Regions from separate parts of the Homo sapiens genome. Here region 2 is linked to region 1. A link is a loop called in an ENCODE intact Hi-C map of the cell type or tissue named here. Cell type or tissue: HCT116. All regions are shown on one strand. Each heading gives the region's core, and the rest is flanking DNA. Links, peaks and the distances in the headings are about the cores only.

Region 1 (16,902 bases), core at 3,102-11,101:
CTGACATTCAGTGAATGAGGATGCTGTTGACCCCAAAGAGGGGTTTTCCAAATTGAAGGTCTCTACCATCAGGTGCCCCAAGTCCAGCAGTCTTAGGGAGATGGCTGTGGCAGTGTTTTCCAAAGATGGCTGCCACACTACTTTCCACCCCGCAGGCTACTCTTTGATGTGACTTTGCCACTCCTCTCTTCAAGCCTTGGGCGCTCCGTCCTCTCTTCCTGAAGCTGGGTGGGTTGTGACTGCTTTGACCAGTAGACCGTGGCCAAAGGGATGCTCTGGGACTTGTGAGGCTGGGAAGCTTCTGCCTGGCTCTCTCAGGATGCTTGCTCTGGAGGAAGCCAGCCATATGTAAGAAGTCTGGAGAAGCCACATGTTCGCAAGGGGAGGGGTGGTTGACAGCCCCAGCTGGGCTCCCGCTGACAGTTAGCTTCCACTGCCTGTGGTGTGAATGAGCCATTGTGGACACCCAGCCCAGGAGAGCCCCATATATCTACAGCACAGCTGACATCTGATCGCAGCCACATGACAGACCCCAAGTGAGGATGCCCAGCTGAGCCCTGCCAGAGTTCTGACTCACAAAACCATGAGCAATGTAGAGTGGCTGTTTGGAAATAAGAGTGCATTATGAAATCATCTCACAGAGGTGGTTGCTTGGCTTATCAGTGAAGAATAAATTGTATCTTTTGGGATCAGCCATTGCTGTGTTTGAGGAATGCTGACTTTCTTTAGAAAAGTATTTTAAAAGTTTTAAAAACTTTATAAAAGTAAGAGCCTATGATTTACCAGGCATGTAGCAGTGGTATGGCATCGTTGTTAAGAGTTTGTAATGCTGGCATCGGATAGATCTGGATTCTGATCTTGGCTCTCCTGCTCACGAGGTGGGTTAACTTACAAAAGGAACGTGACATCTGCGGGGGTGTAAGTTCCCTCTGTCAGTGGGTGTAAGCGTATTGTCTACAGCACAAGATTGTGATGATTGTGAGCTAATGAACATCAAGCACTTAGCACACTTCCTGCCACATGTAAGGGCCCAATAAATATTAAATATTATTATGACAAAGGGGCTTAGAGTTAAGTGGTGGGGAGAGACTCATCTTCAGTTAACTGTCATGTTGGTAGCTGAGAAGCGGGATGCACAGACAGAGATGAAGACAGCTTCATTACAACTGCTCCTCCGCCCAAAAAAACCCCTCTAAATGTCCATCCACCAGTTAATGTTGTTTACCCTTATAAACTGTGGTACATCCATACAGTGGATGCTACTCAGCAATTCAGTGGAATGAACCATTTACATATAGTAGCATGAATCAATCTCAGAAGGTTTATGCTGAGTGAAGGCAGACTTAGAAAAGCATATACAGTACTGCTGATTACACTTTTGTGATATACAAAATGGGTGAAAAGCATCCACAGAGATAGGAATCAGATAGAGATAGAAACCAAGATCATGGAGATCATGACACAGGCTGGAATTCTAGCAGCGACAGGTCACAGAGATCCAGGTTGTTGACAGCAAGAGTCAGACTCTGTAAAATGTTTGAAGAGGTTTATTCTGAGCCAAATACAAGTGACCAGGGCTTTGACACAGCCCCAGGAGGTCCTGAGAACATGTGCCTGAAGTGGTTGGGCTACAGCTTGGTTTTATACATTTTAGGGAGATATAAGACACAAATCAATAAATGTAAGATGTGCATTGGTTCAGTCTGGAAAGACAGGACAACTCAAAGCAGAGAAGAGCCTTCCAGGTCATAGGCGGATTCAAAGATTTTCTGATTGGCAGTTGATTGAAAGGGTTTATCTAAAGACCTGGAATCAATATGAGGGAGTGTCTGGGTTAAGATAGGGGTTGTGGAGACAGAGGTTCTTATTGTGCAGATGAGGCCTCCAGGTAGCAGGCTTCAGAGAGAATAGATTGTAAATCTTTTTTATCAGACTTAAAAATATGCCTGACTCTTAGTTAATTCTCTCTTGGATCAGGAAAAATGCCTGGAAAGGAAGGGGATTCACCACAGAATGTAGAATTTTCTCCGAAGAGACAGTTTTGCAGGGTCATTTCAAAGTATGTCAAAGAAATATATTTTGGGGTAAAAAACTTCAGTTTATTTCAGGGCCTGCCCTGCTGTCATGTTTGTATCTTATTCCTACAAAGAGTCTGTTCTGTCATTCTTAAGATCTCTGTTTTCATGTTAATCCTGGTCAAATGTTCCTAAATTCCAAAGGGAAAGTATAATGAGGCATGACCGACCACCCAATCCCATCATGCGCTGAACTGGTATTTCAGGTTTATGTTAGAATACCCTTGGCTGAGAGGAGGAGTCCATTCCATTGGTTTGGGGGAGCTTAGAATTTTATTTTTGGTTACGTGGTAGGGAAAGGATCAGGTCAGGTGCATAGATACAGAGAGACATGTTAGAGAGTAGCGCTTGGCTACCAGTTGGATGGAGGAGTTGAGGGATGAGGAGTTTATGGTAATTCAGGGTTTTCAAGTTTAGGGGAAATGGTGCTTTCATTAACTGAAAGTAGAAATAATAGATTTAAATGGACAGGAGAAGGTAGGAAATAGAAACAGAGGGAGAAGCCAGGTTTGAGATACACATTTGTGAGTTGTCAGTTTGTCAGTAAGTGGGGAGATCATGAAATGAAGGAGATTGTCTTGCTGAGGGGGAGATTGCACAGTGAAAAAGCACAGGACCAGGGCAGAACTTTGAAAGATGAAAATGAGCTATGAATAATGAAAACTAGAAGAGAGGGAGAGGAATACAGAAGAAATTAAGACTCATAAAGTGGCAAAAGATGCAGGGAAATGAAATTATTTAAGTAAAAGAGAAGCCATTAGATTTGGCAATTTAAAAAGGCACAGATAGGATGAATAAAACTGATACTTCCAGCCAAACTGACCAAGAAAAAAGACAAATTGCCAGTATCAGGAATGAAAGAGGTGGTATCACTTACAGATCCTACAGGCATTGAAAGATTAATATGGGGACATTACAGATAACTCAATGTCGATAAATCTAACAATTTAGATAAAAATGGGCCAACTACTTTAGGAACACAAATTACCAAAACTCATTTAAGAAAAAATAGGTAACTTGGATGCTTCCGTATCTATTAAAGAAAAATCAGATGAACTTTGGGTGAGAGGAAGGGGGCCCTCCTGCCCAGACATTGGCCTCTCCCCAACCCACAGCCTGATTTGCTCTTTTTCTCCTCTTTTTCTCTTGTTCTCATGACTCTGAACTCTGCCTTCCTCAGGACCTAGTCCTCAGTTTTCTCTCAAGCTCATCCCTTTGACTCCTCTGTGCCAACCTTGCCACTCAGTAACCAGTGCCCTACTTCTGAACTCTTGGTTTGGGGTGTGGTCTTGTCACTCCTTGAAGGGCAGAGTTTCACAGGAGAGGCCAAATTGCAGTGAGCGGAATAAATGGGAGGTAAGGAAATGAAAGCAAAGGAGTAGTCAGTGCTATTTTTTTTTTCCTTTTTGCTGGAGAAAGTCACTGCTCTTCAGAGAAGTTTTGTGTTGAAGGGAAGCAGAGAGAGGGAGGCCAGAAACCTACCTGCAGATGCTGAACATTATGCAAACAGTGTAATGTGATCCCGTTTTTCCTATCCACGTGGAGCATTTTATTTGCATTCTGAGAGCGGGGCAGCATGTCTCTTAACGAAGTTCACCAAGAAGCAGATGAACTTCAGATACATATTATCTACCTAATTTAGTTTGAGAGAAGAAAATTCCTCATATAAAATGATCTTTCATTACTTTCTTTTTATTAATAGCTAAATAATCCTCTCTTTATAAAACCCTTTGATAATGATACAAATACTAATGCAAGCCAAAGGCAGTCTGAAGAAATGGAATTTTGTGTATGAAATGACATTTTTAATTGGTTCTCTCATGTCTTTCAAATTTTTATTCCTGATTTATAAAGTGTCTCTTGTTAGTGTCAGGGGAGGCAAATAGACCCTCCTGTCCTTCAGGAAATTATATTTTTTAAAGAAATATTACCTTCAGTTTTTAAATTACAAGAATCTCCACAAATTAATTACTTAGGATCTTGTAAGTAGTGTAACAATTGTTACACTTTTATATTCATTTTAAAATCTCTCATTTTTTATGCCATTTACTAATTTTTTGGGGAGATGGGTTTATTTAATAAAATGAATTCTAGTTTCAAATCATAAAACTTAAAAGTAAAAGTTATTCTTTCATTTTTCTGTGTATGTAACTATACACACACAAGTATAGTGGCATACATGCACTCTCTCTACATATATACCTATATATATCTCCATGATCATATGTTCTGTTAATTATATTTTTCACTTAACATAGCATCTCATCATTTATCATCTTTAGAGATCAATTTCTTTCTTTTCTGATGGTGCCTGGTCCATGATGGCCTAACCATCATGTAGCTCTAATACAATTCATTTAGCTCTTGCTTATTTATGGAAATTTAATTTAAGTTGTTTCCTGTAAAAAATTTACCACTTTTTCTATAAAAAATAATACTGTAGTAAACAGCATTGTACATATATCATCCAGCATTCATATATAGTAGTGTACAACAGATAACTAAATGTGGAATTTGGTGTAGGAAATACCCAGATGTTTGCAAATTCTAAGATTTAAAAATAGATGCCACCAAATTATTCAACGTAAATATCATATCCATTTATATTCTGACCAAATAGAGTTGTTTCCTTACATCTTCATCAGTGCTGAGTATTTTCAGTTATTAAAACTGTTTCCTGGCCGGGCACAGTGGTTCACACCTGTAATCCCAGCACTTTGGGAGGCTGAGGCAGGCAGATCACGAGGTCAAGAGATTGAGACCATCTTGGCCAACATGGTGAAACCCCGTCTCTTCTAAAAATACAAAAATTAACTGGGCGTGGTGGCATGCATCTGTAGTCCCAGCTACTCGGGAGGCTGAGGCAGGAGAATCTCTTGAACCTGGGAGGCGGAGGTTGCAGTGATCCGAGATTGTGCCATTGTACTCCAGCCTGGCGACAGAGCAAGACTCCATCTCAAAAAAAAAAAGAAAAGAAAAAAGGTTCCCTGTTAGACCAAAATAGTATTTTGTTGCTTTAAATTGCATTTGTCTAAATCTGTGAGAGTTTGAGTGCCATTTTACAGGTTCCATTTTAAATGAATAAAATACTTGAATTTAAAGTAACTTCCAGTTAAGCTATCATCCTACCAGATGATTAAACATGTTCCTACAAAGTAGGCAATTCTAGACAATTCCAAAGGATTGGGCAGGGGATAGATATGAGTTACTTACAACTGACAAAGGCAAATTTCTAAAAGTATTTTCTTAAGTTTTAGTCAGGATACCCGATTTGTATCTTGGGAATTATCATTTTCTGGAGGTATGTAGGGCTTAATTAAGGACTTTCAACTTAGTTATTCAGCAAGGGATTATTGTAATAGAAAACTTGTATATAAATCCAACACTGAAAATGACATGTATAGAAGCAGCCCATTCAAAAATTCCCTATTCCTTTCACTTTTTAGTAAGGTATTGTCTGTTAATTTACTCGCTAATAGCCTACTTGTCACTCAGGATGCAGGGTGCAGGAGAAAAGATGTGGGATGTGCTCAGCCCAGTGCCAGGCTCCCAGTAAGCATTTGGTAACAGATGGTTATGGTTTGGTCTCCCTTTCTGCCTCCTTTCCTACACCCCTTCCTTCTTTTCTTCCATTTTTCTCTTGAAAACTTGAGTGCTATGGACTATAACCTTCAGTGGACAAGGTTCACAAAACTTGAAATAAACCTGGATACCTTAACCTGAGGTCTTGCACATACAGCCCCTGATGTGCCCATAGAAAATCTGAAAGAAGCAAAACACAAGAGGAATGATAGCAAAGAGGTGACAGTGGGTACTTTGCAGTGAGGAAGGGATGTTTATTAGAAGATAAGTGGACAGTAGTGAATTCGTGTGGAAATGGTGACAGTATGGCAGTCAGTGCCTTTGCCTGCAGAAGGTAGAGAGTGTGGCACATTTTAGAAAGCCCTCTATCCACATGTTCAGATTCGAGTTTTGATACTTGCAGGCACAGAATTTCATGTATCTGGAGATTGCAGTTGTGTGGACTACCTCCCTCCTTAACAACGCTAGAAAAATGGAGACTTTACAGAACATCAAATGGGCGTGGCTGTGTGCCTCTTAGGTTGCCTCCTTTCTCTTATTTCCCTCACATGTATTTTTTGACATCCGTTTCAACGATAGTTACTTGCACTGATAGTTAATGGTGAAGAACACAATTCGTAAGACACTGAACCAGTGAAGGGTTTGGGGATGTAATTATCCTTCAGCCATTTGGCTAGTGACACATTCAAAACCAATGAATTAACACTGTAATCCCCTGTCCTGTTTCTTTGATTTACCCATGTGGAAAATTATGCTGTAATCTGCCCATCTACTTAGACAGTAATTAGTGAAGTTACTGTTCTGTACTTTTCATACTATCTGAAATAAAGCATAGCTACTTCTGGACACACCTCTAAAATCTACAGTGGGCTTAATTAATCATCCATGGTGGATTTGAGATGTGTTCAGATTTAGAAACTACTGGCATGCTCTTTTTCTGGGGGAAAACCTGTCTTTTTCAAGTCCTCCTGGGGCTGGGAGGAGACTTGGCCAAGGAAAGGATTATGTGCTTTCAAACAATGTTGTGAAATAACTGGTTTCCTTAGTGGAGTATTGCTTCTTTGTTGATAACAATGGTTGATTAAATTGGCTCAACCTTGTTGCTTTTTAAAATAGATGAAAAATCTCTAATCATCAGGGAAATGCAAATTAAACCACAGTGAGATACTACTACCTTACTCCTGCAAGGATGGCCATAATTTAAAAGTCAAAAAACAGCAGATGTTGGCATGGATGTGGTGAAAAAGAACACTTTTACGCTGCTGGTGGGAATGTAAACTAGTACAACCACTATGGAAAACAGTGTGGAGATTCCTTAAAGAACTAAAAGTAGAGCTACCACTCAATCCAGCAATCCCACTACTGGGAATCTACACAAAGGAAAATAAGTTATTATATGAAAAAGATACATGTATACACACGTTTATAGCAGCACAATTTACAATTGCAAGGATATGGAACCAACCTAAGTGCCCATCGACCAATGAGTGGTTAAAGGAAATGTGATATTCATACACCGTGGAATACTACTCAGCCATAAAAATGAACAAAATAATGTCTTTTGTTGCACCTTGGATGAAGCTGGAGGCCATTATTCTAAGTGAAGTAACTCAGGAATGGAAAACCAAATACCGTATGTTCTCACTTGTAAGTGGGAGCTAAGCTATGAGGACACAAAGGCATACAGAGTGACATAGTGGACCGTGGGGGCTGGGGAGGGGGAGGTTCGGAGGGGGTGAGGAATAAAATCCAACCTATTGGGTACAGTGTACACTGCTCAGGTGATGGGTGCACTAAAATCTCAGAATTCACTACTAAGGAACTCATCCATTTGACTAAAAACCACCTGTATTCCCAAAACTATTGAAATTAAAAGAAATAAAATAGATGAAAAAAACATTCTTTAAGATTTAAGATGGGTGGTTTGTAATTACAAACTTTTAACTCTTAAGGCAATCATTTTAATGAAACATTTGATAGTCCCATGTCATGCTTTTTAGAAATCCACTTAAACTTGACTTCTGAGCAATTTCATATGAATAATTATGAATATCCTAAAGCATTCCAAAAGAAGGGATAGGGCAATTACAGATTTCCCCCAACAATCTTCATGAATAAGACTGGTAAGTGACCACCAAGTCTATGGTGGAGCCAAGTCCAGCTGGAGCCATACTAGCCCAGGATGGACGTTTAGATCAGATGTGCTTTGAAAAGCACATGACAAATTTGAGCTTAAAACCCTTCATAATTTTTAAAATCATGACATTTTCCAAGGACTAGAAGCTAAATGACTCCAAAACCCATTTGGAAGTTCTACAGTGGAATACTATATGGAGTTTAGAAATGATAGATTTGATTTTCTTAAAGAAGACCACTAGAGGTCACAAGAGATCTTGAAAAGAAAAAGGGTGCTTGGTTTTGCATACCTGAAGTGAAAGAAAAATCTAGTTGACGCCGATCTTAGGTTCTCCTACCCCATGTTGAGATGGTGTTCATGGTAAAAAGTTGGCTTAACTAGAACACACTGCATTCTCTATCACTACCACTAAATTAGATTTTCTATGACTTGTTTTCTTAATTCACTGGTTTCTTAAAATACACACACACACAGGTTTGAAGAAATATATTTATGGTGTTTGAAGTGACAACATTCAGTTGTACATTTTACAACTGTACATTTTAAAGTCCAGCTTTAAATACAAATCCTCTCTGGATATGGAGAATATCATCAGACAGGAATGAGGAGGCTGTGCCAGGATTCTGGATGCGGAGGTGGCCTGCTGCTGCTGCTGCTGCTGCTGCTGCTGCTGCTGCTGTCACTCCAGTCCTTAAGTGTGAGTTTTCCATCTGTGCATTTGCAGTGGTTTCTGTGCTGGCAGGGAAGTGATGCACACCTCTCAGACTCGAGGGAAGCAGGCCTGCAGGTTTTCCTCTGGGGCCGTAATCATGTAGTGCAGCAGCCAGGCTGTGGAGGTGATGAAGCAATGTCAGGATCTGCGTGTCACCCAGAGACCCATCAGGCTGCGAGGGAGAGTTCTGCATGTTCTGGATGTCGCGGTGCTCCTAGCAAGCTCAGCTAACCGACTGGTGGAAGTGCTGAGGGAGTTTGTCCTCACTTCTCCCCACCTTCCAGGAAGCCAGTGAGAGCTACCGGCTCATTTCTAGCTGTGGACTTAGAAGACACCCATTTCCCAAGTAGGGTGTCCTGAAAGGGGGTTGATTTCCTTAAGGTGTGTGTTCAACTCCATTTCACATGGCACAGTTTTCAGAGTCTGATGGAAATCTGGGTGTCTGAGAGATTGATAAGTGTTTATGAGGTGGACCTTTTGTTTCCTCCAGGGAAGTTAAAATAAAATATTGTATAATTGATGACGTTAACAAGCACATTGCTGCCCCCTCCAAGACACATTCAGAATGGAAGATATAAAGTAACTTTGCTTTTCGCTCAGAGAATTGTACTATTTCCGTTGCACTCTGTGCTGATCTATAAACTCCGCATCTTCATCGCCACTGGAACACTGTGCGGCCTGTCAGTGCCAGGGCATGTGACGCTGCGGTGCCAAATTCACAGTGGCTCTCCTTGCATCCTGACTTTGACAGGCAGCGCTCATTGCCTCAGAACAGTCACGTTGAAACATTTGACTGCATGAGTTGTTTTCCATAGCTGGGGTGTTTTGTTTCTGTGGGGCTGGACTTTGTCATATGCCATTTGAGACTATGTGAGGCTGATGTCATACTTTATCATTAGCACTCGGGCTGATGCAAGATCATAAATTATCAATTACCCCAAGGAATGCATTTAGCAGAACAAGTTCCTCTTTATCCATTTTGGGAAAGGGCTTAAGAGAGAGCCTCTTCAGAACTCCAAGATTTGGATGTTTTTCTATTTTTCCCAGAAGAATTCGTGTTGAGGTATGATTATGGATAACTTTGTTAACGGGCTGCTGAGGTTCATGAGCAGGCCTAGGGCTCTGGGTCTTTCGGAACCTTTATTCCTGATGTTTATAGCTACAGAGTAATATTTCTGTGTCCATCGTATATTTAAAAGCCTATGGTGCACAGTTGATTGTGTGTGATTGCTGTCTTCATTCACTTAAATGATTAGGTTATTGAATTATTTTTCCATTATTTAAAATGTCTGTTAATAAATATTGATGCAACCTTTTATTTTTGGCAAAACGTTTGAAAATGGATTTGTTGACTACTCTCTCCTAGAATTTTTTACAAATTATTCTTAGCCAATATCATCAAGGACTCTTTTTTACAGAGAAAAGCCACCACCTCTTATTAGCAATGCCCTTTTGGCAGGTTAAGTGGGGAAGTGAGTTGTTCCTGGAATGTTCTAGGCTTTTTCTGCCAAGGTTCTGAGGGCTCACGTGGAGAACAAACACTTGCTAAGGACTTAGTGTGCCCCAGAGAGCAGGCTTTAGTGCGTCATCTGTGTCTTGCAGCTATTCTTGTCCCTACCTGTTTTTTGTACATGAGAAAACCAAGTCTTAGCATTGAAGTGACTTTGCCAGTTTCTTTTTTTTTTTTCTTTCAAATTTTATTATTATTATACTTTAAGTTTTAGGGTACATGTGCACAATGTGCAGGTTTGTTACATGTGTGTACATGTGCCATACTGGTGTGCTGCACCCATTAACTCATCATTTAGTATTAGGTATATCTCCTAATGCTATCCCTCCCCCCTCCCCCCACCCCACAACAGTCCCTGGAGTGTGATGTTCCCCTTCCTGTGTCCATGTGTTCTCATTGTTCAATTCCCACCTATGAGTGAGAACATGCAGTGTTTGGTTTTTTTGTCCTTGAGATAGTTTGCTGAGAATGATGGTTTCCAGCTTCATCCATGTCCCTACAAAGGACATGAACTCATCATTTTTTATGGACTTTGCCGGTTTCTTAGTCAGTAGAGTCAGAAGGCTAAGTAGAGGGGCTGTGATGCCACCAGCATGGGACCATAGGTTCAGACTGCCCAGACGCTGCCCCTTGGGCATAAAAATTCTGCCCTTCACTGCTGTCAGTGTAAATGGGACCCTTGGCAAGGTCTCAGCACAAGGTAAGGGCCCAGTTCACGTTGGCTATTGCTGCTGGGTTACATGCTAAAGAACTGCTACAGAATTCCTTCTGTGTCCCTAAAGAGCATTTTCCGTGGTTGGGAAGATGCCACACCTTGGCCGTAAGAATTAGCACCAGAACTGGACAATATATATCCAGTGATGATCCCATCATTGGGTTCCTGGGAAGGGAAGTTGGGAGAGAAGAGTCACCGGAGGGTGTAGGGTGGAGATGAGCTTTGGAGGATGCTGGAATTGGGGATAGGCAAGGGGATCAGAGCACTGGCTAGAAATAGAGGTGGGAAGGAGGGAAGATGGTGAAGTCTCCTTCTAGAGACAATAAGTAAATCAACTTGTATCATTATTGGTGACTAGGGTGGAAAGATGCAGGCAAAGAATTTTGTGCCCATCCCAGAAACAGTGGGGAGCTTGCAAAAGTGGAGTTTTAAAAAAATAATTTCAATTTTTATTTTAGATTTAGGGGGTACATGTGCAGGTTTGTTACCCGGGTATATTGCATGATGCTGAGATTTGGGGTACAATTGATCCCATCACCCAGGTACTGAGCATAGTACTCAACAGTTTTTCAACCCATACCCTGCTCCTTCTCTCCCCTCCCTAGAAGTCCCCAGTGTCTATCGTTACCATCTTTATGTCCCTGAGTGCCCATTGTTTAGCTCCTACTTATAAGTGAAAACATGCAGTATTTGTTTTTTTGTTCCTGCATTAATTCACTTAGGGTAATGACCTTCAGCTGCAACCATGTTGCTGCAAAGGACATGATTTCATTATTTCTTATGGCTGCATGTAAAAGTTTTAAAGTAAGATGAAGAAAGCAGGGTTTTAAGAAGATTAGTGATGGTGGATGGAATGACAGAGTTTCTCCTTACAGTAGTCAATGGGAAGTGAGTGCAGTGATTCAAGCTTCTGTAGTAAGAAACTCTCTTATTCCACCCACTGACTGTAGAAATTCTTCAGTTCTTTTTGGTTTCTCCTGCCTAAGTAATAATGATAATAACAATAACATTGCACATAACCCTTTTTTAACGTTTGCTATTTTTGTGACAGATGCACACACGGTAACATAGAGAGGTAAAGTACCCAAGGTCACAGCTGGGCAGAAGCAGGATCCAGACCCAGGCAGCCTGGCTCCCCCGCTCAGGCTGTGACCACTATGCTGTATCATTTTTTTTTTTCTAATCTCTTCAAGAGCACCATAAGACTTAATGCATTTATGGTGGCGCCTCAGTCCACTGGGCCACAGGTGACCACCGATAATGCTCAGTGATCACATGCAGAAATAGATGGACAAGTGGTCAAGGCCCTACCTTTTGTAAATTATTGCAGGGCTGAAATAGCTTGAAAAATGACTGCAGCATCAGTAGTACAGTCATACCCATTCAAAAAATGGTTGACATTTGTTTCTGGCTTCCTGTTTTAGCCTCATCACTAGAAATTCCTGCTGATGCCCTTGCATCATGGAATAAGACTGTTTGGTGGTGATGACATCAGGGCCAGGTTGACAGTTTTAAAAAACAAAGGATCTGGTTGCCTGGTTAAGGACCCTTTGCTGTCTCTCCTTCCAGAGAGTTTTGACAAGAGGTGTATTAGTCCATTCTCACACTACTATAAGGACATACCTGAGACTAGACTATTTATGAAGGAAAGAGGTTTAATTGACTCACAGTTCTGCAGCGCTGGGGAGGCATCAGGAAACTTACAATCATGGTGGAAGGGGAAGCAAACACATCTTTCTTCACAAGGCAGCAAGAAAGAACAATGAGAGCCGAGTGAAAGGGGAGGCCCCTTATAAAACCATCATATCTCCTGAGAACCTTCTCACTATCATGAGAATAGCATGGGGGCAGTCACCCCCATGATTCAATTACCTCCCACCAGCTTCCTCCCATGACATGTGGGGATTATGGGAACTACAATTCAAGATGAGATTTGGGTGGGGACACAGCCAAACCATATCAAGAGGTTAACAAGAAGATTCAACCTGTGGAGTCATGGTGATGGTCCCTCCCATCCCGAGTTGTCATCTTCTGTGTGTGTTTTTTCCTCCTTGTACCGTGGTCTTGTTGGCTGGCTCCCTCCTTCCCTCTGAAGTTTTATAGACCAGAGACCTGGCTTTTCAACTGTGTAGTTCTTCCATCAAGATACTTACTGTTTTTAATGAAAAACCAGCATCATTTCAACCGTTACACTTGTGTCAGCAGAGGCAAAGGTTTCATCCTGGGAGCAGGGTGAAGATTTTCATCCAGAGTGCATGCGGTCATTCAGTTTAAAGCATTTAGACTTAGGAAGTGCAGCTGTGGCAGGATCAGGGGATTCGTTCCTGCAGGGCGCAGGAGGAATGGTGGCAGGGCTGGCAGGACGATAACCTCTGGCCCCTAGCCAAGGACTCCCCTCTCAACTCTTTTGCTTCCAGCTACAAATGTTCAAAAGAAGAGTCAAAATAAAGGAAGATTTTGAAGTGCATTGTCAGCTTAGCAGAGTGTGAAGGCAGGGCTTAAGTCACTAGACCAGAGCTCATATCACGGCTCTGCTGCCAACTATTTCTGTCATCTCAGGCAAAGCATTTCCTCATCCCCATGGGCCTTGCTCTCCTCCCTCTGCAAAGTGAAAATGGCAGTGCCACCCTCCTGGGATCACTGTGAGAAACACAGTAGCAGAAATCATCTGGATAAAGCCCTGAGCTTTATATATATATATATATACTGATCACTCAGTAGATGGAGCTGCTATTAACGTCAAAGAGAACATACTAGAAGATAAAATGGGATGATGAAGATGGTAGCATAGTAAAGCTAGGGGGAGGAAATAGACATTAGTAGCCAAAGCAGATATACTAGAAAAAAATAACACAATGCTGAAACATTTTTACAGAAAGAGTATCAGAGAAAAAAAAAAAAAAGCAAAGTATAAGAACATCCCACACAGGTAAAAAAGAGCACTAAACTTACCCAAGAATGTGCTAAAAAGAAGAAAGGAGTGTTAAATCCTGCAGCAAGATGGAACACAGGAGCTAGCCTCCCCAAGCTGCAATAAATCTGGTTTTTGTTCCCACCTGCCACCGCCCCCTGTGCCAGACTAGTTGTCAAGGTCTCTGTAGAGGGTCCTGAGAATGGAAGCGGAGTGGATGTCCCCAGGAGGGTGAGCAGTGCTCCATCACTTCACCAGCCTTCCCCTCCATGGCAAGTGCAGAGGCATCTCAGGAATAAAGGATGCCATGGGCCAGTGTTTGAAAAATGCATAAACAAGGTTAAATATTCTTTACTGTAGTGCTTCTCAGAGTCTTTAATATGTAACTATGAAACAGGAAGGGACTTATAGTGGTTACTGTTTTTAGGCATTGGAATTCTTTGGGCTGAGAGGATGCTCGGGACAATATCATAGTGGTGTTTCTTAGAACATCCTTGGGAAGTGCTGCCCCTAGTCTCTTGTCCTTTGGCCCATGACAAGTGCTTCCCTGCATCCCACACCCACACATGCCAACTGTGTTCCCTCTGCCTGCAATGTTCCACTTCTAGGTTTCAACATAGCTTCTTCCCTTTCTGTTCATTCAGCTCTCAGCTCAGATGACCCTCCTCATAGAGGTCCTCCCTGACCACTTGACCCTCTCACTCTCTATCCCAAAGCATGTATCATTATTTGAAATGTTTAGAATTGTCTAAATTGGTTACATCTTTATTGTCTGTTTCTCCTATTAGAAGGAAAGTTCAGGCCAGGCGTGGCAGCTCACATTTGTAATCCCAGCACTCTGGGAGGCCGAGGCAGGCAGATCATGAGGTCAAGAGATAGAAACCATCCTGGCCAACATGGTGAAACCCTATCTCTACTAAAAATACAAAAATTAGCTGGGCGTGGTGGTGCATGCCTATAGTCCCACCTACTCGGGAGGCTGAGGCAGGAGAATCGCTTGAACCCGGGAAGCAGAGGTTGCAATGAGCCGAGATCACGCCACTGCATTCCAGTCTGGCAACAGAGTGAGACTCCCTCTCAAAAAAAAAAAAAAAAAAAAAAAAGAAGGAAAGTTGATATCATGAGTGTTGCTCTAGCCCCGGCACTTAGAACAGGGTCTGGCACACAGTTGGTGCCCTGTTGAAGGAAAAAAATGAGTGAACGAACACTGAACTTCAGCCTTTCTATTAAACAGGGTGGAAGACCATGACGATCTCATGCCAATATTTATGCGCTATGACACAATTCTGAAGGAAACTTACGGTGAATACTTCCTGGCCGAACTAATAGAGGCCCAAGATGAAGAGAATCATGCTGTTGTGTGTGAGGTCAGTGACTGATTCATGTGGGAACACACTTAGTGAGAGGAAGGAGGGATGTGAGTGGTGTTGCTCTTGCGTTGCTGGGCACCCCTGGAGCTGCCATTGTCTCCCTGGCCACCCCGGCCCTCCCACTGCCCTTCCAGGTGGTGCACCAGGCCAGCTTCCTCCCCTGGGTTACTGGCTTTAGGTTGTCTTTTGCGAGGTCCTTCCAGATGCCCACGATGCTGTAGATTCTTGCCTTGTCCCTAGAGTGAGAGGGAATGGAAAAGACCCCCCAGGGGTGCGTAGGGGGATTTCTGAGGATCCCCAAATCTCAGACTTCAGAAGTCACAAACCAGCGTTCTGCTGGCAGATGGATTTTGTTTGAGTTGGAAAGGTATTTTTTTTAACTTTTTGTTTTGACATAGTTTCACACTTAAAGAAAGTTTATAACTACCCAGATTCCCCAAATGTTAACATCCAACCCCATTTGTTTTATCATTCTCTTGTTCAACCTTTCTAATTCCCTCTCTCTCTCTCTTTTTCTCTCTTGCTGGCTCTCTCTCTCTCTCTCATGTATATTCTGAACCATTTGAGAGTAAGTTGCATACATAATGCCCCTTTACCTGTAAGTATTTCAATGTATATTTCCTAAAAACAAGGACACTCTCTTAGATAACTGCAATACAATGATCAAAGCCAAGTAATTATGATTCCTGTAATTATTATTATTATTATTATTTTTTGAGATGGAGCCTTGCTCTGTCACCCAGACTGGAGTGCACTGTCATGATCTCGGCTCACTGCAACCTCCGCCTCTCGGGTTCAAGCAATTCTCCTGCCTCAGCCTCCCTAGTAGCTGGGATTACAGGTGTGCGCCACCACGCCCAGCTAACTTTTGTATTTTTAGTAGAGACGGGGTTTCACCATGTTGGCCAGGCTGACCTGAGGTGAACTCCTGACCTCAGGTGATCCGCCCGCCTTGGCCTCCCAAAGTGCTGGGATTACAGGCGTGAGCCACCGTGCCCAGCTAGTTCCTGCAATTCTTTTATCTAATCTACAGACTTCATTCAGATTTTTCTGACAGTCCCAGGAATGTCCTTTATGGCAGAGGTAATTCCAGGCCATTCATTGCATTCAGGTGCTCTGTTTCTTCAGCCTTTTTAAATCTGGAACAATTCTCCGATCCGTCTTTATCTTCCATGACAATTACAGTTTTGAATAGTACAGGTCAGTTATTTTGTAGAATGTCTCCATTTGGATTTGTACAATGTTTTCTCATGATTTGATTCAAGTTATATATGATTAAATATTTTTGAATTAGCAGCTATTGTAAAAATTATGAAAGTCTATGTAAAAATTGGAATTTCTAGCTTTTCTAAACAAATCAGAAGGCCCAGCCTATTGGGCCCAAAAGGCAGCCCACACCCTCTAATTCATGATTCTTCATCTACTCATTTCTCATTATTTGTTAAAACTGTAAGAGCTGTTTAAAGAATATTACTTTTCTTGAAACTTGGAATGAAAAGTTCTCTTACTTGGATGACATGAGCAGTTTGAGGCTTTGTTCTACATCAGTGGTTCTCAAACTTGGCATATATGCAGATCACCTGGGAGGCTTTTAACTATCCATACCATGCCAATGACTTGGATCCAGAATATATACAAAGAACTCTCACAACAATAGAAAAATAATCCACATAAAATGTGGGCAAATGATTCGAATAGACACTTTTAAAAAAAATGAATAAATAAAAGATACAACTGGCCAATAAGCACATGAAAAGACATTCAACATCATTAGTCATTAAGGAAAGGCAAATCAAAACCACACTAAGATACCACTTTACCTCTGCTAGGAGGGTTATAATAAAAAAGCAGGACAATAGCAGATGTTGGCAAGGATGTGGAGAAATTGGA
Region 2 (16,902 bases), core at 4,568-12,567, 320 kb after region 1:
GCCGGGCACGGTGGCTCACGCCTGTAATCCCAGCACTTTGGGAGGCCAAGGCGGGTGGATCACCTAAGGTCAGGAGTTTGAGACCAGCCTGGCTAACATGATGAAATCCTGTCTCTACTAAAAATACCAAAAAATCAGCTGGGTGTGGTGGTGGGCACCTGTAATCCCAGCTACTTGGGAGGCTGAGGCAGGAGAATCGCTTGAACTGGGGAGGTGGTTTCAGTGAGCTGGGATCATGCCATTGCACTACATCCTGGGCAATAGAGCGAAACTCCGTCTCAAAAAAAAAAAAAAAAAAAGTTGTGACACTAGGTTATAGGGTTACAGTGTCTTAAATTTGAAGTCATTTTTACCTATTTGTGGTGCTGGGAATCGAAGCCAGCCCTACTCATATCTAAGAGTAGTTGAGTGAGACTCCTCGGGGACAGCCCTTAGCAGTTTAACTCAGACACCAAAAGGCCAAACTGTGGCCAACTGGCGGCTCAGACACAGAGTTGAGCCGGGGGAATCCAGAAGTCACTTTTGAAGAAAGATGTCTTGCTTCTTCCACCTTGTGTGACTTCTCCGATACTCTGGATATCAACAGGGATTTAAAGCAGCACAGGAAACAAGAGGCTGGCTGGAGATGTGTTGTGTTATGTGCGGCTCCGCCTAGCAGAGGCGTTCCAGGAATTGGTGGGCCTTTCTATGGCATGCTTTCTCCAGCTGTACTCACTGGGATAGCAAGAGAGCAAGGCTTTGAACCAAGCTTCTTGCCTCTGAAGAAAGGCTGCCATCCAGAACCGCCACCTGGGATGAGGCTGGGCAGGGTCAGGACAAGAAACGCTGCTGCCTGTCCTTGGATCCTGGTTACTGAACAGTCAGTGTGGAAAATGATTAACTGGTTCAAGATAATTAGGAAAGAGAATGATTTTGAGAGCTGGCATGGATGAGGGAGAGAAACAGTGGACTAGGGCTCCAGCTTTAGGCAAGTGCTAAATATCCTACCAGCAGGAAGGCGGACAGAGTGGGAGATCAGAGAGCTGTCTGGGCTATTCAGACCCCTTGGAATGGCTCTGAGGAAGGGAACAGGTGCAGGCAGTGGATGGGGTAAGCCCACACACTCAACACTGGCAACCCAAGGCCAGTGGGAATTAGCCAGCCTAATTAACATCTCCAAATGGCCCAAGGATGGCTTCCAGTATTTCCAATCCAGCAGCAGTGGCTGTGTCCTGGCCCTGGCTCTGACTCTGGGTTTGGCTTCCTCTTTCTGGTTGTTGGTCTTGCCCATCACCCTTGGTTCAGAAGCCGAAAGCTGGGACAGCTGGACAGGAAGGGAGGGAGGAAGGGAAAGTGCATGGAGCGTGTGCCTGTATACGTGCTGCTCCCGTGCAGGGGCTAAGTGAGCAGGTGGATCATTGGTAAAAAAAATTTTCCTGGCATTTTTTTCTTTCTCTCCCATGACTATAATGTACTTGTGTGTGGCTCTATGACTAAATTAAACTAAATTATAAATTTAAAATTAATATCTTGGTGTCAACTTTCTTGTTAGGCCATCATAAAGAAATGTTTCCAGACTCTCTCACTCTCATGGAACATAAACACCAAGATTTCCGCTGCATCTTAGCCATGGGAAGTCTGTGTACTTTACCAGACTGAATTCACATGAGTGAGTGGCCACAGAGGACCCGAACATTCACAGCAGCAATATTCACAGTGACCAAAAGTGGAAACAGCCCGAATGTCCATCAACTGGTGAATGGACCAATAAAATGTGGTCTATCCGTACAGCAGAATATTTGGCAATAAAAAGAAATGGAATACCGATATGGGCTACACATGGAGGCACCTTGAGAATATGCTAAAAGAAAGAAGTCAGCCACCAAAGACCACATATGGGATGATTTTATTTATATGAAATGTCCAGAATGGGCAGGTCCATAGACACAAAAAGTGGATTTGTGGTTATTTAGAGTTGAGGAGTGGGCGGGGAGAAGTGGGATTGCCTATCAGCAGGCTGTTTAAAAGGGGGGATGAAATGTTATAGAATTTGATTGTGGTAATGGTTGCATAACCTAATGAATAGACCAAAAACATCGACTTGTATACTTCATGTGGTTGAACTGCACAGTATGTGAATTAGATCTCAATAAGCTGGTTTTTAAAATGGCAAAATGGAATAGAAGGTGGTCTGGGTGGCACTACTATTCCCATGATTCCAAAAGTGACACAACAGAAGTGGCTCCAAGATTTTAGAAGAAAAATCCCCTGGGGCACCCAGGCAAGCAGGGGAATGAGGGCAGCTGTGAGGTTCTGTAGATGCCACCAGCACCTCTCCTGCTGTGCCACCCCCCAAACCTCACACCACCCTCAAAGCAAATAGGGCCAACCCACTGCTGGCACACTGCTTTTCAGTGACTTGTTTTCCCTTCCAGGGTGTCTCCCAAGCTTATTCTAACTTGAATTGATCTGTCTTAAAACAACTCAGGAGTGACCGGGGCAGTGAGGTGGGATTACTGTGTGATTTGTCCCAAGATACACTGGGAGTGTGTGTGCCACTCAGGACTATTTTTTAAAAGTTTCCCTAATAATCAACAGCTCAAGAAAATGTAGCAGTTAGATCCATGATGACTGTGGGAGGACAGTGAGTTCTAGGTATTTGTGTGAGGTGTCTGAGGAAACATTGCAGAAGCAATGGAAATGTCTGGTAGTTTTACCGATAAAAACTGTCTTGTCCCCAGAAAGGAATTTTGGCCCATAATTAAGATACTTCCTATATGTGAATTATTTCTGTGGTGCTCCTTTTGAATTGCAAAGTAGGCAACCCTTTAGCTAAATTTCTCAGTTATCCGTGCCAAAGTGGCATGGTCTTTGCCACTGTATAAATTGTACAGGCCATACATTCTAGAAAACAGTCCTTTCTGCCTTCAGGGAGGGACATTTTGCCATTGCCACTGAAGAAGGGCTCCTCTCCCCCACTGGGTTGTTCATTCCTGTGGGTGGGTCCCCCACAGCAGGCACGGAGAGGCAGCGGGGCTGTAGGGTGGAGCAATGAGTCCTGTCTGAGAATGGAGAGGCCTAAGTGCTCGAGCTCTGGTCTGGACATGACCAGCCACCTGGTGATGGAAAAACCAGCCTGCCTCCATTCCTCAACTGTCAGAGAAATCTTGCCCCATGGGAGGGGGGACTCTGGGGAAAGTGTGCAGTAAACTGCAAATCTCTACATGTACATAAAGAATGGTGACAGTTCACAGAGAGTCCTGGAGACCATTTTTGTAAGAGTAAAAAAAGCTAGGGAGCCTTGCCTCCCATCCTTGCCCTTCTGTGTCACTGAGTTGTTTAAAGTCTCTTGAATCACTTTCTGTGTAGTGGGGATGGCCATCTGCGCGATTCTTCACGCACACGCGTGCTCATGACCACTGGAACTTACAGGGATCTGCAGGGTCTTGAGGGCAGGGCGGGACACGTGGCTGAGCTCCACGTTCTGCCTGTCTGGGCAATCCAGGACAGGGGCTATGTTCTGTGGTGCTGGAGTGAGGGGGCACCGCTGAGGGCCCCTCTAGTGCCCCCCAGGGAATGTTCAGGCAGAACACCTATTGTATAAGCATAACATCTGTTCATTCACCAGACACATATGACATACCTGTTGCGTGCCCAGAGATGGGAATACATGGCGAGTAAACTGTCATGGAAGTTGTCCCCCATCCCCACAGTGCACCCTCCCCACTGAAGCCTGACTGACCTTCGTGGAAGAGTCATATCACAGCACTCTGCTGCTTCACATCTTTGTGTGCTGCCCATCTCACCAGAGCAAGAGCCAAGGTCTTGCCCTCTGCCCGTAAGGCCACTCTGACCTTCCTGTTCTTCCTGCCCACCCTGGCTCACTCAGCTCTAAGGAGGCTGGGCTCCTTGTTCCTTGATTGTGCCAGGAAAGTCCCTGCCTCAGGCCCTTCCACCTGCTCTTTCCTGCCCCTCCTTCCTTGTCATTTCTCACACGCCGCCTTTTCAGGGAGGCCTTCTCTGACCCCCTATTTTAAAGTGCGCCCCCACCCCAGGTGTGTTGGATTTTCTCAGTGGCACTCCCAAGGCTCTTTCCCTGTTGTCTTTTCTCCTCAGTACTCTTCAGCTCCTGAGAGCAGACACTGCCGTCTCCTTTCCCGTCTGGAAGGTGAGCCTCCAGTGAAGGAAGGGCTGCTGTCTGTCTTGCCCATCTCTGCAACTGGCATATTCAGTGTTTGGTAAACATTTATGGGATGAATGTCTGAAAACCCACTTTCGTGGGCTTTATGAGATGCTCTGAGGAGTGAAGCTGCAGTTCGCATCTACTTAAATTGTAGCAAAGGTGCATCCCTCTGTGTCCCCGGGTCTTAAGTGGACCTGAGTTTTAATATCTCAATTTGGCCTCTGGCAAGTTGCTAGCTTTGGGTAAGTGGGAGAAAGAGCAGAGTCAGCCTAGCGGGCTACAGATTTCCACTTCTGGCCTCCTCCTTCCTTCTCCGTGGTGATCTATTTCCTCTGGGACTCTCACATGTGATGCTGTTGGGTCAGCGACTGTCACCCTGGTCCGGAGCGCCCAGCCTCACGAAGCTGCATGCCCAGATGTTACCTGGAGGCTGTGGTGCTAACTGGAGTTGCGCTGTTTCTCCAGCTGCTTCTCTGCACCCTAGGGATGTAGCTAGGGAGCAGGGCTTCCCTAATGACTGCACGTGGGCTCTGGGATGCACGCTGACTGCAGAGTCTACCCATACACATTCAGCAGCACTGGCAAGGCAAGGTGTGCACACTTCCTGTTTTGCCTGAGATTAGGGGTATGGGGGAGTGGAACCTTCCCAAGCCATACCCATGATTCCTTTTCCATATCCTCAGGCAATCTCACAGATCACACAATCCCACACAGGAGAAGACAGATGCTGGGATGGTGGAGGCCACTGGTTCCCACCACAGGTCACAGCTGAGTGCTGCGGGAAAGGCAAGAGGAGCCTCTGCGTGGGGGCACAGGTAGGTGGAACGTGTCCTCTATGCATCTGGATTTTATTGTCTCATATTCTTGAAGTGGCCACAAAATAGAATAGGGTTTTCCCTATTCTTTCTCGGCATTGTCTACTGTGATGCTACTAGGTTTCTTGTGTACTGAGAAGTGAATTTGGCCACATCAATGCTGTAAATATGTAAAGTTACTTATTTCAAATGGATGGGCATGTTTCCCATTTTTAAGGGATTTTATTCCTTCTGCTGTTTGAGGGACTTTAAAGGCTAATGGGCAAAAAGGAACCGGCAGGTTTAGTTCCTGTTATCATCCTATATCTTCCTGGAAAAGGGTAGTACAAAATATTCTTTCTTCTTTCTGTCAGAAGACTTAACTGCGAATAAGAGAGGTTCCATTTGGCCTCTGCTTTGGTTTGGCTGTTCCTAAACAGGAATTTGAGCAAAACCACTGAGTCTTCTAGGAGGCCCCTCAGCAGCTGAGGTTGTGCATGCACCACCTGCTGAGCCAGGAGGACTTGAGGGCCAGTCACGATTCACAAGGAATGTGAACCCGGGGTGTCGGGAGCTTCAGGTTCTTCTGAAATACATTCTCAAGGTTATTTCAAATAAGCTTTAATTAAGAGTTATTTCCAAAAATTGTCTCTGAGAAAAATTCCTGGTACCTGCCAGCCATCTCTTGGCAACTGCTAAAGCGTCCCCTGAGCTGTAATTAGCAGTCAGGCAGGAGGAAGATGCCACCTGCACTTAAAACTCTGTAAGGACTGGGAACCCAGAACCTAACGCAGCATTTCACAGAAAAACCGCACCTTCAGAGTTCTGCCAAGGGAACAGATTCAGTGCAAGGTCACACTTCAAAATGAATGATCTCAGGCCGCTTCTTATTCTGGGAACCTATGAATACTCCCAGCACCAGCCCCAGGGTTGTCAGGAGTGTCACTGTCCCCGCAGTGGCTCTGAAACATGTGGTTTCTTTCTCTCTGCTCTTCTCACATTTACTATCCTCTATCTTTTTATTTTTGTCCATGGGCCTTCCAGTTCTCAGACATTAGGCAATGTGGGGAAGTTCCAAACCAACTGGCAGGATGCTTAGTAGAATATCTAATACAAACGAGGCAAGTTTTCATTCTCCTCAAGTTGACAAGGCAAATGGCATGGTCCATCTCAGGGAAATCTCAACCCAACTGGCCTAAACCACTGGCTGGCTATCTTTTTGACATGTGGTTATAGTTTGGAGGAAACTTATCTGAGCTTATTAATAAATAGCCATTTTTTTTGTGTGTGGCTCACGAGTGTCTGCTTTTCTCCAATAAGACTTCAAGCTTCACAAGGGAAGGAGAGACACAGGCCTGCATGAGATTCCCAGAGCCTTAGTTTGTGTTGCCTGAAGTGCCCTGCACAGTCCTGCTCAGTGGCAGCCTCCAGGGGCAACAAGGACCACGTCAGAGATGGTAACATCTGACAGGTAGCAGTGGCACTTTCCTAGCCAAGCAAATGAAAAGAATGCTTGTCTCATCTCTTCCAGAGCTGACACTGAGGAGAGTAAAAAAGTTTTAAAAGAACAAAGGGATGAAGAAGCACGAAGCCTAAAGTGGTGCTAAACAAGGTGATCGATAATTCCCTTTAAAACCCTCGAGACCATCTACGAAAGCACCTCGAATCAAGTTTCAGTTACTCGGTCTGTGGATTCGCTGGCTCCTGACTTCCCCTGCCTTTCTCCACACCGGCTTCTTATCAGATTTCTTGTCGGTGGCCCACTTTCACTAAGAGACTGGGAAGGAGGGGACAGATGAAACATAATTACGAGTGTTTGCTCTGCATCTTGCATCAGGCCCACACATCTGTGGTCTAGAGACACACCTGTGCTGCTTAAAGCAACAGCCTGATTCCTTTCTGTCCTCCTTTCTATTCACTCCTGTTGCATGTAGGAAAGAAATCCCATGTACCAGTCTCTAAAGAATTTACAGTCCATTATGGAGAGGAGACACACACGCAGGATAAAGGCTTACATATGCTAAGGAAAATCAAGATATATGTAACCACAAGTCGGATGGCACTAAAATTAAGGCCTAAATATTTCAGAGAGGATTTAGGGCAGTGGTTCTCAGTCCTGCCTGCACGTTAAAATACCCTCAGTTTTTTCTTTTTTTTCTTTTTTAAAATTCCATGCTCAGGTCACACCCCAGACCAATAAATCCGAATCTAGTGGAGGGACTCAAGCATCGGTATCTTTACAGCTTCACAGGGGATTCCAATGTGAAGCCAGAATTGAATCCCACTGGGTCTTGGTGATGGAATGATAGCTGGTAAAAAAAACTTTCTATCAATGTTGTACCATCTTTCCAAGAAGAATACATCTTAAATTGGAAAAAAATCAAAGCAAAAGTGGTCAGAATCAAGCCGGTTATGAGGGAAGGAAGACTTGGGCTGTGTCCAGAAGGGATTATGGGGGTAGAAGAAACATCTGTCCAAGGCAGTTGTCTGTAGGACATGTGGCAACACTTTGGCCAGCTACAGCCAAGTGTGCTGAGGGTGCTGAGTGGGATGGCTGAGTTATTGAATAGATGGTCATATAAGATAGTTTGTATTTAAGGAAAACTTTTGGGTCAGGTGCAGTGGCACACACCTGTAATCCTAGTACTTTGGGAGGCTGAGGTGGGCAGATCGCTTGAACCCAGGAGTTCAAGACCAGCCTGGGTAACATGGTGAACCCCTGTCTCTATAAGAAATACAGAAATTAGCTGCATGTGGTGGCTTATGCCTGTAGTTCCAGCTACTCAGGAGGCTGAGGCTAGAGGATTGCTCGAGCCTGGGACGGGAAGGATGCAGTGGGCTGTGCTCACACCAATGCAATCCAGGCCTGGGCGACAGAGTGAGACCAAAAGGGAAAACTTCTGTATTATCTGAATAGAGTAAAATTTGACTCTGGCCTTTAGTATGAATAAAGAGCTGGTAGCTACGGCTCTGATTATGGGATTATCACTATAGGGTGGGCACAGGGCTGGCATTTCCATGTGAAATGGGGAGGTGAAGATTGAGTTGGCACTGATTCCAACTTGCCCATGACCTTCGGTGGTCCCTTCCTGGGTTGGTCTTCAGCTTGCTCCAAATTAATGTGACAGGGTTAGACATGATCTTTCCTGAAGTCCCTTCTAGTTCAACATTCTATGATGTTCTTTGCTGGCTTCAGCAAAGTTATGGGGAAGCTGAACACATACAATTCAAAAGAAGCACTATTAATTAAAACCGTATTAAGACCACTTTAACAGGGAGGGAATGAATATGAATGTGATGAGTCTGTCACATGACTATCCTTTCAATGAGCGGGGAAACTCTTTTTGGTGGTTTGGGTTAGGATTTACTTGTGCTGTTTCTGGGAATTAACTTGATTATTAACTGCCCAGTGAAACGGCCAAGGAAGACTGCCTGTCAGGACTGCATGCGGAATGACGAGCTGCATATGGCGCGGAGGCCTTAGCAAGCAAAAGCTGGGTGTAGCCATATCCCTCTGGGCAAAGGCTGGTGAGTTCTAAGAGGAGTTTGTGTAGTGTCTACATCTCAGATTTGCTTTGGGGCGAATGTGTAACATAAGTGCCTCCATCTGCAGTTTTAGGAGAAGATTTTATTGGCCACCAAAATGACTCAGTGACACCAGGCAGAGTCTTCTGGCAAAGGTTCTGCAAACTTAACATAACGACTGTGTTGTAGAAGAAAAGCTACAGAAGTCTTTTTCATTAGGTAAGTGGCAATAATAACCCTTTCCACGAGGGCATCCAAGCAATTGTGTGAAAGATGAAAGTTTGCAGTTTTGTGCAGTAGCAGGAATGGCAGTGGCATCCTAAGACCGACTCAGACTAATCTGGTTTAAGCTCCAAATACGACCTACATTAAAAGTGGCAGACTCTGATGAAGCATAGTGAGGAATTTTCTCCCACTTGTTCTAAATCCTGGAGCCTTGACAATCCAGCCTATCATAAAGGAGGAAGTATTTCTGACCATATCTTGGAGAAATCAAATGCTGTGTTTATGCAGGGCTAACAAATAAACAAAGACCTGTGCTCCCTCTGCTGGCTCTCTATAGCAATATTGAAGCAGAAAGGAACCATACGTAGTATTGGCATCTTCAGCAAACACAAGTCAGTTTGGGTATTCCGAGAAGAACCACTCATTTAACTTGGTTTTGAACATTCTTTGAGAAAAATCTATCAACTTCTGACAAAGGCACTTGGAAATTCTTAAAATTAGATATTAAATGAGACATACCTGTAGCCCTTGGCTACCAGATTGCTAGCTGTGACCGTAATAGTGATCTGGGGATTGATTGATCAACAGACACAAGTGGATTCCTCCAAAATTTTTAGATCCAGACACAATCTTTAAGGCAGTTCTGAAAAAAATCTCAGGTCCAATGTAAAGTTCCTTTTTTTCTCTTTTATAAGAGCAACTTCTAAAAAGCAAAGATTTACACTATTTATATCTTTTCTGATAATGTCAAACACTAGACTTGATTTTCCAAATCATTAGCATGCAGAAGAATGACCTCATGGTGAACAGATGCACTTGGCTGTGAGCTGCAGTGATTACATCAGTCCCTCCCAGCAGTCGAGGGTGCCCATTCCAGTTAACCCTTTCAAGGCCTCTCTGCCGGTCCCTCTTTCTTGGTGATATGATTGAAAGCACAAATTTAGTCCCCCACCCCAATATGTGTGTGTGTGTGAGAGAGAAATGTATATGTGTATATAAATGTATTTATACATAAAACATATATATGTTAATTGCAACCAATATTTTAATACTGGCTACATTTTAGATTATTTAATGCTGGTCAAAAAAGGAAGGTAAACTATAGTGCTAGGTAAAAAAGTAGTTGAAATATCTTTACATGTCAGGTGTTATCAATACAAGTAATGGATGGAATAGATACAAGGTAGATACGATGGTCTTTAAAAATATTTTCTCATTAGGAAAATAGATTTTGTTTTGAAAGCTCTTTGAAAAATGCCGAGCGCTCATATATTAGCAGCTACACCACCATGTGTGGTTGACGGCGCATCCTGAACGCAAGCCTGTTCACCTGGCCAACCCACCCCCGCAGGGCTTGTTGGGCGGATGGGTAACAGCACCTGGATGGGGAGAGTCAGAAGCAGAGGGCATTTTCCAACAGTGGAAGCTTCAGGCACAGGCCATTCCCACCGAGTGCATCTCCCACTTTTACTTCAGACTTAAAGGCTGATTTTGGGGCTTTCCCTCTAGAAGTGGGGGCTGCATGCTGCTTTCTGGCTTGCTGCTACCAATACAGTGCAGAATGAATGCAGTGTTCAGGTGATGCTCCCTCTTCATTAATAATAAAGTCCTGGTGGTGAGGATACAAAGAAAACCTAGGAGCCCCTAATTCCTCAGATTGTGCATACGCATGTGAGCCCAAGCCCAAGGCCCTGCTTTGATGACACTGAGGGCCAGAGATGGTCTGATTGGGTCCTAAGTGCACTGTGGGAGCTTAAGCCGCTCAGGGTCAATTTTTCCAGTTGGCTTGTTGCTTGGAAGAACAGACTTCACCTCAATTTCTTAGTTTAAGCTGGCTGGCTCATCTGGGTTTGATCGCCCTTGTCCCAAGAACATAACAGTGTAAACAAATGACAAATGTTTTCATCTGTAGAAGTAGTAACAGATAGTGGACAGGGATTCCTCAAAAGCGAAGCCAGTATGTAAGCTAGAAGATGCTTCCGAAAACGTGCTTGTCTATGGTGCTGAAATGCTCTGTCCTCATTGTACTGCCCCACATTTCAGTTCAAATCAAGATTATATCTAGTTCATTCCTACTCAGCGTTATGAGAAGATATGCAAAGAATTAAAACAGAACATTATGCCTAGACTTAAAAATCACACTTAAGGATAGGCATGATAGACGTATAAAAATGTTTCCCACTCAACACTGAATTCCTTAAACCATGAACACTATGAAATGTAATACTGATGTTAATAATTTGAAAAGCGGAGGGAGTAGCATTTGTCTTGATATTCCATGTTTGGTTTCACGTTCCTTTTAGAAGAGTTCCAATGCCCACCCTCACATGCTGTCAGAATCTTCATTCTGCTAAGCAATTTTCAAAAATATGACGTTCTTGAAGAAGCCTATTGACAATCCTCTCCAAGTAGAGTTCTTAAAAACTCAAATTGCTCCTAGAATCTCACTCATTTCTATTGGTTTAAATAATTATGGATGTTTGGAAAAGATCAAATTAGTTTATACAGAGGCTAAAATATACATAGAAAACAAAGTCCATCATTATTCATTTTGATAATATCTTAATAATCTTAAGAATGTAACAGTTAAGGAATGAAAACATCTAGTTATTATTTACGTGTTTAATTTTAAGAAGTAAAAAGCTTTCTCAAGAGTTAAACAAACAAACAAAAAACAAAAAACAACCTGCACTGAAAAATCAAGTCCTCACGAAGAGGGGAATAATCTCATGAGGGTGGGAAAAAGCTGAATGAGATCTTTTTAAAATTAGCTTTGCTACAGATCCCTCATGTTCTTTCACTGAAAAATTAGAAACGATTTAAAATCTCTAGCCAGACCGAGTATGAAATCTTCATTTCCCTTGAAACGAATTTGTTTTTGTCTTAGATAGAATGTTGGCAGAGTGTATAAAAGAATTCAATTCACAGCTGTTCCACTTTTTTAATGTAAGAAACATTAATCAAAGCTTTAAGTTATAAGCTTTTCTCATGTTGCTTAGTATTCCAGTTCAACAAAGATCAATAGAGGCCATCCCAGTGTTCCTTGACGCCTCACCAGGAAGCAGAGGCGTGATTATGCAAATCACGCTGCTCCTGCACCTCTGCCAGCCTGCTTATCTCCCAAGCCTTCTGCCTGCTGCTCCTGGCTCCCTGCGCAAGTGCGTGCCTCTCCCTCTTATCTCCCAACAAAGCTCTGAGAGGCAAGGATTGAGGCCAGCGATGTTAAACAATGATGCATGGCTGATTTTATTTGTAAGTGATTTATTTCACTGGATTTAATTTTTTTTCACTTTGTGTATAAGATATTTGTTAACAAGTCAGAATAGGAGAAGTAAGGCAGTGTTCAGAGACAATTGACACAGGTTAGAAATCTATTAAGCACTCTAACAGTTTCATTTAAAGCAGTGGAAGAAGAAGGAAGCTCCTCACTGAGAATCTCAACATGCATTGGCTAAATATCCCATTTATTCTCTGAAAGGCAATTAATCTGTAATTATATGCAGAAATTTACAAGTAATAATTCTATTATTTGAAAGAAACACACAGTAATCACATAATCTGTTTAAGTGGCAATACATGTATTTTTCCCCCCAAACTGGAAATATAAAAAGAATAAAAACCTAAAAACAAGGAAATCTATGGAAACTTTCACAATTTTCCACTGGCCCTAATAAATGAAAATTATTGTAAGCTAGTTTCTAAACGGGTTCCACACCAGGTGCTGCTCCGGTCGGCGGCTTGTCCACATGACACAAACCACTCCAGAGAGACACGCACACTGCACTGCTGTAATGATGGACCCCGGGACACTGTCCTTCCATGTCTCCTGCATTAATCCCTGACCTTCGAATCTCGGCAGCATAATCCCCATTTAGCATTAGTAGCAACGGCTTCCACTGTGAGGAACTCTTTTTTGATAAGTAAGCACTGATTCGGGCATCGCTTTTAAACAGCATATTCCCAGCTCAGCAAGAAACCCACACTCCTGAATGAACCGGAGCACATTACTGAGAAAAAGTTCATTAACCTTGCTAGATTTGAAGGTTAACAGGATAGCTGAAGAAAGGAACTGAGTGAACAGCTCGAATACAAAACAAATTAAAATGAATGTCATCATTCCTTTTGATATTCATTAGTTGATTCAGAGGGAGAATGCTCTTCTTAAATTTGCAAAGCATTTATCTGTGAAAAACAGGTGTACATCTGCTGCTCGAATGCGTCTTAAGCGCGTGAGAGAAGAATAATGTAGACACTCACCCGTTCCGCTGAGGGAGTAGCTGGGAGAGGGAGAAAAGACTTGGGCTGCGAAATCCTCGAATGTCATTACTTCGCGGTGGTTCTGAATTATTGCTTCGAGATACAGAGCTCGCTCTTCATAGCTGCGGTAATCGGTTAAGGAAACAAGTGCACGTGCAAAGTGGCATGCAGAGCAGTGACAGAATTCACTTTTAATACCGTTGTGCAATTTTTTCTGTGTAAAAAAGTATCCTGCAGGTTCTTTACCATCTTGCAGAAAATTAAGTATTAGTCATAATTCATACCCAAATTCTGGTTTTGAGACCTAAGTTTCTCTTAGACTTTAATTGCATTAAATACTAATAACACTAAAAAACATGTAAAGCAACAGTTACAGAATAACATCATAAGATCATTAGGGTCGATTTAAACAAAAACAGGAGATACTGATTGCAATAGCATCTCTTTCCACTGACAGTGGTAGATCTTTTACATCCTATTTCAGTGGATAAAACATTCTTAGCCTACTGACATATGAGTTGATACTTCAAGCAACTTGGTGATACGACAGTGCAGACGCTTCTTAAAAATAAGAAGATGCAAGTTACTGGGAAGAGAGAAGGCTAGGAAGATAGATTCTGAGGGGGCATCAGAGCCTCTAACCAAGACAAGCTGTGAACATTGGAAAATAAGAACTACTATGTGAGAGAATCTACCAAGAGTGCACAGTGCAATTTAAAAAAAAAAGACTACTGCCTTTTAATTAAAACTGCAGTCTGGAACACACAGCATTCAAATGTGTAATCAAAAACCAGTCACCAATAAAACTTACAAGCGTAACACACTGAAGCAACTTTCCAGCTGTCTTAATAGGACCCCTGCGTGTGGCAGGCTTTCACAGGGCAGAAAGCAAATCTTCCCCTTTTGTGTGTGGCTTCTGTTTCCTTAGAAGGTGAATCATGCACTTCCAATAACAGGATAACGTCAGAACAATCCCACAATGGATGGAGGCACTGCACATACGACGTTATGAATTAACACTTGGGGAAGTCCGCATGACGTCTCATTTTCCCCTTCCTCATTATCAATGCAAAAGTTAAAAGACATGTTTCAGTCGTTTTGAAAATCATGCTAATTCTCCGGGAACACAGGGAATGCGGATCACCATCAGTTTATTATTGGCAGCTCCAGAAGAGGAAAAGTAACTCTAGCATTTCTCACTACATTTTCAAACTATCTTTTCAAAATGGCCTCTTTAAAAATACAAGTTGGTGACAATTATGTCCTTTCAATCAGCCTTCAAGACAGCACGTGTTTTTAAATGGTCAAATACTTTTCTGCTTTCTTATGGCAAAGTGTGCACACCGATCTCTAAATGCAGGCTCTTCCTCTCCCTACTCCTTCAGTTATATTCAGAGGATAATTTTCATACCGTGAGGAGACCAGAGGCATTCTAGGGCTGTGCTATCCCATACAGTAGCCACAAGCCACACGTGGATATCTCATTTTAAATCTGAATTAATTAAAGTAAAGAGCTAAAATTCAGTTGCTTTGCCCCTCCCCCCACCTTGCTATATTTTAAGCACTCAATAGCCGCACGTGGCTAGGGGTTCTATACTGGATCGCACAGATACAGGATGTGCCTGTCACCGTGGAAAGCACTACTGGACAGCGTGCTGCCAGAATTTCTCCGTAAGTTTGTTCTATACAACCTCAAGCAAGGAAAATGTGTTTGAAGATTTCCAAAGTGGCCCCTCTAATGATTTATGATCTTTTATATAGATGGGCACAACCGCCCAAGGCCTGGGCAGCATGAGCCTGAACTGGCTTCTTGACTGTGGGCTGAACTCCTGGTGACTCGCCTTAATGAACAGGCTGCCAAACTTCCTCAGCGAGAGGCGCCTGCTCAGGCCCAATTCTAGAGGGACCCACTAATGCCATTCACGTCTCATTATGAACACACTTATTCTGCACAGCACTTGGCTGTCGCCACGGCTCGGCCCTCCGTGCATGGCCCCAGCAAGCCGCTGGTCCGGGGAACAGCAGGACGTTAGGCCTGAGTGGCCGTCTGGCGAACAGGCACTCTGACACTAAGCTGGCACGTGCTGGCCCAGCAGGGGCTGAGCGAGGCGTGACAAATTACTCAAAGAGCTGAGCTAAACTTATGGCTGACAACCACCTGAGCCTTTGGACCGCCGTGGCCCGCTGTCAACGCTCAATTCATGGCTCCCCCTTTCAGTCCATCGTCTGCTTGTGGGCCTGGGTTAGAGCAAGCACGTCCCTCTAAAGACCTGTCATGCTCTGCCTAGCATCGTCCTGCTGTTTCCTCAAAGGCCCCACTGCGTCCAACACATCCACATACAGTGCTTGGGACAATGGTGAACAAAAAGGAAATGCGTGCGCATTTTGCTAACTACTCTGCGGAAGCCACGTATCTGGAAAGTGGCTGGCTATGTTAATCAAGCTCATGATCAAACCTACAAAGGGACGTTTTGCATAATACCAGATGAACTGACCCCAGACGGCAGCCCACCGTCCCAATCCTGGATGGCACTATCATAAGCTTGTTCTTGTCATAAGCTTGTCCTTGTCAAGGCTGAGAGATCTGGGCACCTTAGAGGAAGTCCAGCACTATATTTAGAGGAGTAATAATGAAGTTGTGAGATTCTCTGATTCAATGAATATTTATGGTCTGACTCCTAAATTAAGGCAGTAGGAGACAGAAAACATAAAGGTGCTTCCAGAACTGGATCCTGGAGGAGCAAGTGTTTCCTTCATAGAAGGTTCCTGACCCTGCCATGCATGCCCCCGACTGTCACACACAGCCCACACTCTCCCGCCCACTAACTGGAGTGTTAACAGTGCTAAACTGGGTGCTGTCATTTAGACAAACATCCATTAGGGATTGGGGTGAGACCAGGAGATCATCAAATACATTTTCGCTCATGGCCCAAGCCAGGGCATGTAAACACCCTGACAAAGAGAAAACAAATATCCCCTTAGCTCTGGCAGCGTTTAGAAACAGCCAAGGAGCTTGTGGGTGCCAAAAATCATTTCTTTTAGTAGCCATAAAAAACACAGCGCTGGGATCTTAACTGAATTAATTGCAAGGGCAATTTGGAGCAGTATCATCTGACATTTTCTTATCTAATATCCTTAGGGCTTCAATGCTGGTTGCTTTCTATAACAAAGGGCATTTATAATCTAGACATCAAAATGCTTGTAAGCTTTTCACATGTAAGACATGTTAAAATGTTAAGTGAATGCTGAAATAATGCTGATCCCTGGACGGTCAAAGACCTTTCACTGAAAGAGGCACCAGGTCACCAATCCGATCCCTGTTTCAATACTAGCCATGGCCCTTTTGTTCCCTTAAAAAGTTTACTAACAAATGTGTAACTTTTAATTCTGTTCTGAATTATTATCTCATGAAAAGCCACACACAACAAAGTACTTTTTTAAAGAGCAGTTTTCCCCTGGATTACTCAATTCAGGGAACATTCAAATTACTGACCAGAAACCCATCTTGGCTTCTGGACATTTCTCAGTTTCTTTAGCCACTCATTCTGTTCACATTTTCACATATGAATTTTTATCAAGAATTTTGATTAAGAGACAGGCCTGTAGTCCCAGTGACTCAGGAGGCTGAGGTGGGAGGATCACTTGAGCCCAAGAGTTTGAGTCCAGCCTGGGCAACATAGCAAGATTCTGTCTCTAGAATAAAAAATAAAAAAATGGATAATATTCCTCTACTTTACTAAAGAGGTTATACGCCTTTACTGGTTACATTTTATCAAAAATTTCCAAGAGAACTTCTCGAGACTCTCAAGACACACCCTGCTGAATCTGCAGAGCTGTAAGAATCTGAGAATCTGAACCTGTCCCCCAACTTTACTCTCATTATTGTTTGTTTTAGGTTTTAGAAATGACAGTAGCAGCATGACAGTCAGGAAGGAGCTT

The links. Peaks named below come from ENCODE experiments on the same cell type or tissue, not always from the same donor. Only the 100,000 strongest peaks of a DNase experiment are listed, where the experiment ranks them.
Region 2: it touches region 1 in a loop (9-fold over the local background); 7 of 110 quality-filtered maps call a loop at or near these places.

What each region holds. Positions count from the first base shown.
Region 1 is chr20:20,075,968-20,092,869 of GRCh38, forward strand. It overlaps CFAP61 (cilia and flagella associated protein 61), which reads left to right. Exons shown (of 27, transcript NM_015585.4): 7 at 14,877-15,009. Among named protein-coding and RNA genes, the nearest start is that of CFAP61, 32 kb to the left of the region's middle. In HCT116, for the core only: a CTCF peak has its summit at 8,034 (motif pointing right); a DNase peak (open chromatin) is centred at 8,074; H3K27me3 peaks cover 1,122 bases.
Region 2 is chr20:20,399,064-20,415,965 of GRCh38, forward strand. RALGAPA2 (Ral GTPase activating protein catalytic subunit alpha 2) reads right to left here. Exons shown (of 40, transcript NM_020343.4): 38 at 12,964-13,085. Among named protein-coding and RNA genes, the nearest start is that of INSM1, 39 kb to the left of the region's middle. RefSeq lists an enhancer at 11,514-12,148. In HCT116, for the core only: a CTCF peak has its summit at 9,029 (motif pointing left); a DNase peak (open chromatin) is centred at 9,038.